2 separate regions of the Homo sapiens genome follow, and region 1 is linked to region 2. The links are chromatin contacts, found by Hi-C in ENCODE. All regions are on one chromosome and are shown on one strand. The core of a region is the stretch at or near the end of the contact, and the rest is flanking DNA. Distances in the headings are between cores, read along the strand shown. Region 1 overlaps LOC107984195 (a long non-coding RNA gene). Region 2 overlaps LINC02669 (long intergenic non-protein coding RNA 2669).

Evidence for each region. Hi-C counts contacts between places; a loop is a spot of excess contacts on that map. Pooled maps may share reads with other maps.
Region 1: a pooled map shows a loop between it and region 2 (5-fold over the local background). The contact joins two enhancer-like sites. A Hi-C loop is called at or near these places in 1 of 168 maps with a recorded cell type or tissue (tibial artery), 3 of 37 single-sample maps with no recorded cell type and 8 of 50 pooled maps.

What each region holds. Positions count from the first base shown.
Region 1 is chr10:4,033,240-4,036,997 of GRCh38, reverse strand. All of the region lies in intron 2 of LOC107984195 (a long non-coding RNA gene), which reads right to left. Among named protein-coding and RNA genes, the nearest start is that of MIR6078, 44 kb to the right of the region's middle. Within about 2 kb of position 1,582, at least 12 of the 41 ENCODE cell types and tissues checked have a DNase peak (open chromatin) inside an H3K27ac peak, as active enhancers do.
Region 2 is chr10:3,469,786-3,473,859 of GRCh38, reverse strand. All of the region lies in intron 3 of LINC02669 (long intergenic non-protein coding RNA 2669), which reads left to right. The region is part of intron 1 of LOC105376360 (a long non-coding RNA gene); the gene reads right to left. All of the region lies in intron 1 of LOC124902538 (a long non-coding RNA gene), which reads right to left. Among named protein-coding and RNA genes, the nearest start is that of LINC02669, 31 kb to the left of the region's middle. Within about 2 kb of position 1,404, at least 18 of the 41 ENCODE cell types and tissues checked have a DNase peak (open chromatin) inside an H3K27ac peak, as active enhancers do.

The sequences.
Region 1 (3,758 bases), core at 333-2,832, 560 kb before region 2:
ATTGGAATACAAGTTCAAAGAGAAAAAGGAACAATGTCCAATTTCCTGTAATTGAAGAGCTTGTTTGTGTTTTTCTTTTAATAGGTGGTGGTCAGTATCAAATCACTTCGTTATTGACATTTCACTGACTACATTTCGTAGAACAAGTTCATAGTTTCATTTTTATCTGTCCATAGTATCCTGAAATTTGCATCATTTGCAACTATTTCAGCATATGAAGAAAAATTTTGTATGTCCGTTAAAAATGACTGAGAGTTTGCATTTTGCAAAACAACAGGATACAACAGTGACAAACATTTGGAGATCAATGTTCTAAAGCATCCTGAAACATCCTTTCTCCCACAAAATTACCTGAAAATTCACATACTTTTTATTCATTTGAATAGCTTTGTCACTTTTCTCAAAATAGTGATCAATGAGAAATTCGCTTTATTATATGTTTCTATGATGGACTATGTATTATTTTGTTGAATTAAATAACAATTCATCACCATTTTAAATGATTTTCTTTCTTGAAGCTATTATTTCTGATGAAGTTCACTTTGTTTGGATTTAGAAAATCCACTCGGAGGGAATGTTTACCTTTCCTTTAATAATATGCTTTATACACGTTTTAACAGTAATCTTACAGCATTTTACAAATATGTATTTATTTATTCATTCATTCATTTATTTAATTATTTTAGAGACAGTGTCTCTATCATCCAGGCTGGAGTGCAGTGGCAAAATCTCAACTCACTGCAACTTCCTCCTCCCAGGTTCAAGCGATTCTCCTACCTCAGCCTCCAGAGTAGCTGGGATCACAGGCGTGCACCACCACACCCCACTAATTTTTGTATTTTTAGTAGAGATCAGGTGTCACCATGTTGGCCGGACTAGTCTTGAACTCCTGATCTCAAGTGATCCGCTTGCCTAGGCCTCCCAAAGTGCTGGGATTATAGGAGTGAGCCACCGCGCCTGGCCTAAAAATGGCATTCTTAGCATCTAGTAATCTTACAACATTTTAACAGACACACACACACATACACACACACTTAAGGACCTTTAGCTTTTAGCACATTAGAAATATATTAGGAGTTATTTTAAATATTAGCTTCATTAGACATACAAAATAAAAGAAATAAAATTACAGTAGATAATTGAAACTTGTAGTACATAGCGCGTAGATGTAACCATCTGGACTCAAACTGGGAGGAGCAAAATATAATCTTAACTGATACGTTCTGTTCTGAACAGATGTTTCCAACCCCACATGGAGGATGTGAATCTCTTAAAATAACACATTTCCAGGAGCAACATTAGAATTATCAGCAACACATTGCTGCTCACTAACCCTAAAGAAAGAGTAAATACAGACAGAATTTCATAAGTGCCTTCAAGATGGGAGAGGATTGTAATTTACTCTTCAGGATATTTTGCTATATGTGATAAGTGCCCAGTAAATATGTGTAAATGCAGCTGTACCCACAATTCTGTTCAGAAGTTTCCATATCCTGAAACTAAGGCAGGTCATGTGTGCATGTGGGTATGTGCTAACCATTCTAAATCAAAGGCGTGTCACCCCTGCCGAAGCCCTCGCTGTCAAGAACTCTCAGCATTCCTTCTCTCGGTTGAAATCCGGGACTAACGTTTCCTCTATTCAGAAACATTCAGTTCTTTCTTGCCCGTGCATGGCTAAGTGATCTTGTCCTTCAGATGAGATCCTGCATCCAGCTCCTTTGCCTGCATGTAACTTTTTCTTGCTTCCGGTGTGACGAATAAACCAGCAGTCATCTTGCTTTTAACCATCACCCAGAGTATTTAAAAGGGAAAAGTGGGAGGCGTCAAAAAAACAGGGGGACATGAAAGACATAGGACAAAAGTAATCATGGATAAAGACTTCCATCTGCTGCACGTGAAACAGTGTCTGTTTACTCTGGACTTTGATGGGTGCCTGTTCTCTACAGCAGGAATGAAGCAAAAAGTGAAACCATAATTCCTCCCCAGAGTGACAGCATTCTGGCCTGGGGAGCCGAAGTGTGCACATGAATCAGTCGCCGTTTCAGGCTAACATGACTGGAGAAGCAGACAGCACCTGGAGACCGGGTCTGGAAAGTGAACCCCACACTAAGTGTACTGAAGTGTGCAAGGGTCTTGGATGGAAAACTAGAATCCCTATTTTTAAAAAAAATCATGGGCATCTAAGGAAAAGAAAATACAGGCTCCAAGTTTTTGAATTAAAGGGGCTTTAGAGCCTGCTAAGCTGACTGACTTGATTCATCCAGAGGTCAGGTGATGTTAAGTGGCATGTCCACAGTGGAGACGCCAGACTCTGATAGGAACCCACTTCTTCGGATCCTTCTAACTTCCCTATGGGGTGAGGCGGGGAGTGAGGAGTTAAGATTGGGAAGCTCAGATGAAACTCTACAATCTAAAAGAGGATTCATTAAAGAATATGGGCCAAAGGGTTCAAAATCTATCACTTTCTCAAAACACAGTGATAATTTATTGCAGAAATAGGCTGAGAAAAATTAGGGTTCAAATGGAAAATCAGAGAGCATTTAGGAGAACATTAGAGGCCCAAACCAAAATGGGCTTTGTTTTGTTTAATTTGGTTATGTTTTGCAATGAGCAAAGTGCTCGGAAAAGGGCCCCATCCTTGAAGTAGGGGGAGAAAGGGCCTTGGGGAGGGTTGGAGGATAGAGGGACGAGAACAGGACGGGGGCGGCAAGGACAGGCAGGGACTCTGCCCCAGGGAGAAGCTTATTCGACGCAATTCCGCACAGTGGGCCCGGGTTGTGTGTCGACCAAGTCGCCCATCGCTCAAGAATCCTTAGTGCAGTGAGCGAGCATAGGGCCTTCAAACTGCTGTCCAGGGGACATTCCTAGTGTGAGGCCAGGCGGGTCCCAATACGAAGGAGAAGAGGGGCTCTGTGTTCCAGGAGCAGGTCTTTGGAGGAGAAAGTCCAGAGATCCTTGCGCAGTGAGAGCAGGTGCCCTTGTGCAGGGAGTCATAGGCTTGGGCTGGTCCAGAGATTTGGGGACAACCCCAGGGCCACTCATCTTTCCAAGGAGGGTCTATTTGTCTACGCCAGATCCTTAGAGCAATACTTCTGTCTCAGAACCTCTTCTCAATCCATCCGTGCTCCATCTCTAAATCTGGCAGGTGGCCCTCAGCACACATCTGCCTCCTGCCTCCCAGGCCCACCCAGCTGTGAGAATTATCCTATGCTGTGTTCCAACAGAGCCCAGGACTTCGTCCTCGTCCTGAGGTCCTGGGGCAGGAGCGCTGTCCTGGCTCCACCAGAAACCATCTGGTGTGGGTGGAAGGGGAGTTACTCGGTATTCCCAGTGGCTATTACCTCCTGTGTAAAGTCAGGGTGAATTTCTAAGCCCTTCACTAACTTTCAGTTTTGATGCTATGACTAAGAGGACCTTTGTTTTGTTTCATTTGGTTTTTCAAAATGAGTTGTGTGTGAATTTTTTTACTATGCCAGAGTCCAAGCAGAAAAGAAACCAACAGAAGGAGGATCTTCTATGACGGCTTCTTGTTAACATTTAATGCAAATAGAGACCTTCTACGAGACTCAAGACCAGGGCTGGCCCAGCCGTGGTGCATAGTGATGCTGAAGAGAAGGAGGTGGGCTCTGAACCCCTCCAACAGTTTCAGGCCTGTCTCCAAAATGTACAAGGTTGTAGCTTTGGGAAAACCACTCAGCCTTTTGACACCTCAATAATTTTATCTATAAAATGTAAATAAACTGTGCATCCTACCCAGA
Region 2 (4,074 bases), core at 155-2,654:
CCAGAAGAACCTAAATGAGCCAGAGTCTAGAAGGTAAGGAGCCTGCCCCCAAAGGAAGAGACGCAAGCTGCATCCCATGCCTGGTGGGGTGAGTAGGAGGTGAGGAGGTGAGAAGCCCCAGCAGGGTTTCTTACAAGCCCTGGTGGCCGGTGGCCACCTTGATGGACTGGAATCCCAGGGGATGCCGGCATATCCACTAGCCAGGGTTTCACCACAAGCCGGGGTGTCACCTGCAGAGGGACGAGCACACTTCATGCACACAATGGCCTGGGGACCCTCAAGACATCCTGCTGTGCAAAAAAAAGTCGACGTAAAGAACACCAAGAGTGGCTGCTTTGAGGTCGACTGCGAAGGGGCCCAGAGAACCTTGTGCTGTGGTTTGCAGGGATGCCCACGCCCAGGGTGGCCACATGGTGTTGTGTGTAATGAACACCTTAGCAAGAATAAAGCATTTGGGCAACCTGCCCGAAGGAAGTTGATCATGTATGAGTGCACGCATATATTTCAAGTTATTCAAAAATAATTCATTAACCTGCTATTGAAATAGTATTATTTCATAACTTTTACATTCTTTTTTTGCTCTTACTAGAGTAAAAGAAGATAGAAGCTTTCATTTAGAGGAATTCCTCTTTTTTTGTTTGTAAAACTTGCATAACAGCTAAGGTTTTGATTGTGAATCTATATTTTCCAGGTGTACTATTAAGATTTCACTATCTATTGAGATCTCTATTTCACCATCTGGCACAAGTTTCTAAATTCATCGTTTTCTTGACCTTTTCATTTCTACCTTTGCCTCAGCAGCCAACATTTAAACTCAGCGTCAGCCTCCTCCCATAGACATGTGCCTGGTGAAGAGGAGAGCTAAGGACTGTCAAATAAGTTATCCATTAAGAAATCCCGACGTGTTTGTATTCAAACTTGAGCTTCATAACTTTGAGTCACTAAGAAATGCAGTGATTTAATGAGAAGCAAGCCAGTTAAGGAAGTAAGCTGTTGAAGAGGGTTGAGTAAACATCTTAAGCAATGTGGCAGAGAATCAGAACATGGAGATTCCTAAGCCCTAAGACTCTGAATTTGAATTTCACGTGGGATGGGCTTTGCCAGAGAGATTTTTAAAATTCAGGATGTCGTTTCAATTAAATTACAACTCTGAATTAGACATAAATCAACCCGGTCGGTTTTGGTTTCATTTTTAGCACAAAGAGCCTATCATCTCTTGCATTTCGTTCAAAGCTAATTAAATATGGATTTATGGCTCCTGGTACCTCGAATACGGGAGGACTTCCCGAACCTGCCGGCCTTGTGGGAAGGAACTCTTTTGTGCATAGTAACTGAATGTCAGACGTTTGCCACCACACTCTGCTTCAAGGAGCTAGATGTATTTTCTAGATGTGTAAACAAGTCTCATAAAACTCTCATTGTTTTCCATGCCTAGTAACAGTGTGAATTCACCACAGACTGAAACTCTCTGTTTGCCGCCAACAGGATTCCAGCACAATGGGTCCTGTTCTCACCCGCCAGGCCTTCCTTTCTTGACATTCTTGTTCTACCAAGCGTAAGCACAGTGAGCACACATGCCATTTCCTTATTCAGACCATCCTTCCCCCTCTCTGTCCCCAGCAAAAATGTGCTGTTGAGGATTTTCAGTGACAGTGGTGGGTTAGTAAATCTACTTGGGCCAAATATATGGATGGCCTGGAAAACCCAAACGCCGATTTTGTCTCGTCGTCACTGCTGTGTCCTCTCTGGAATGACCCGCTGCCCCCGCTGCAGGTTGGAGAGAAGAAATGCCCCAAACAGAGATGCCCAGTGGCTTCTATCCACATCAAAGATAAGCCACATCGTTATGCAGAAAAATTCTGCATAACGTTCTCCTGGGAGGGGTAGGTCCAAGTCTATGAGAAAAATCTGTTTTTCAATAATGAATGGATACTAAATGCAGTAAACTATTGTAGCACAAAATGTTGCTGTGTCTCTTGGGAGGGACATGGCAGCTTTGATACCCACAGAACGATGGTCTGTGCAGACGCAGACGGGGTCGGCTCCTGCCCTCCTCACACCTCACTACAGTTTTGAGAGACGGCAGGGAGCCAAGCCACTAAAATACTTCTGAATTTAAAAAAAAAAGTGATAAAGAAAGTAATCAAAAAAGTTTTGATTAACAAAGAGAGACTTTGTTGAAAATCCATTTGAAGAGGGGGAAGTCGCAGCATGGGATGTCCGATGTAGCATGAATAACAGAGAGAATAGAGGAGGAAGTGCTGGGAGAAATCTGGACCTTTCCCAAGAAACGGCTTCTATAGAGGGGGCCCTGCTTCTCTCTGTCGGTGGCCTCTCAGGACAGCGTCAGTGTGTTTTGAACTCAGTGTTAAGAGACAAGATTGTCAAAAAGGCATGTGTCAATTATTCTGTGGTTTTTGACTACACACACATACACACACACACTCCAAAAATATTTTATGGTGTTTCTTAGTAAACAATAAATAAAAATTTCCCTTTTTTTTTTTTTTTTTGAGACAGAGCCTGTTACCCAGGTTAGAGTGAGGTGATGTGATCTCGGCTCACTGCAACCTCCGCCTCCCGGGTTCAAGTGATTCTCCTGCTTCAGATTCCCGAGTAGCTTGGATTACAGGTGCTCGCCACCCTGCCCAGCTAATTTTTGTATTTTTAGTACAGACGGGGTTTCACCATGTTGGCCAGGCAGGTCTCGAACTCCTGACCTCGAGTGATCCACCCACCTTGGCCTCCCAAAGTGCTGGGATTACAGGAGGGAGCCACCACACCTAGCCAAAAATTCCCTTTTGAAACTCAGTGCATGGTTTGTATCAGGAAAAAAAAAAAAAAGTAATAGTAGGTTCCACTCCCTGCTGCTATTGAGATGCTGAAGTCTTGTTCTGGGTCTGAGGACGGAAGCCTCTCTCTCTCTCTCTCTCTCTCTCTCTCTCTCTCTCTCTCTCTCTCTCTCTCTCTCTCTCTCTCCCTCTCCCTCTCTCTCTCTCTCTCTCTCTCTCTCTCCCCACAACATCAGTGACTACCCAAATCCACAAAATGGTGTAGTGTTTGCATATAACTGATGCACATCCTCCTGTTTCCTTTAAATCATCTCCCCACATGTGGTTGGGACCCTCTCCCGCGTATGGGGATGGCTGCTGTTGCTTTCCAACACCACCTGGCAATACTCACCTGGTTCTCTCTCCCCGGATAAAGCTCAGTGACGGGTAGCACACCTGGCCTCCATCCATTTCTCAGGAAGATGATATGGTTAAGTCCGTGCGATACTTTCCTATGGATGCTGGAGTTTTAGTGTTCTTGATTTTGAAGCTAAAAGCAGTCACCCTTAGAAGGGATTGTTCTCGGTTTTTGTTGACATAACAGCAAATAGGAAAACACAGGTACCTATTAACACGGGGCCAGTGACACACAGCCCGCTGCCCATATACTGGAGTCCCACATCAGTGGATTCAACCAACCGCAGATGGAACAAACTATACAAAATAACACGGCCCGGCACGGTGACTCAAGTCTGTAATCCCAGCACTTTGGAATGCAAAGGCAGGTGGATCACTTGAGGTCAGGAGTTCGACACCAGCCTGGTCAACATGGTAAAACCCTGTCTCTACTAAAAGTACAAAAATTAGCCCGGCATGGTTGTGCATGCCTGTAGTCCCAGCTACTTGGGAGGCTGAGGCACAAGAATGGCCTGAACACAGGAGGCGGAAGCTGTAGTGCGCTGAGATGGCACCACTGCACTCCAGCCTGGGTGACAGAGTAAGACTCCATCTCAAAAAAAAAAAAAAAACAATAACAATAATACAAACAAAAAATACAGTACAACGACTATTTCAATGGCATTTATCTTGTATTAGATATAAGGTATGTAGAGATGATTTAAAGCAAACAGGAGGATGTGCATCAGTTATATGCAAACACTACACCATTTTGTGGATTTGGGTAGTCACTGATGTTGTGGGGAGGGTGTGCTGGAGCCAGTTCCCCAGGGATACCGAGGATGACTGTATTCAAGCTGAAACTTGGCCCACAGTTGGGAAAACATCCAGTTTTCAAGGTGGTACC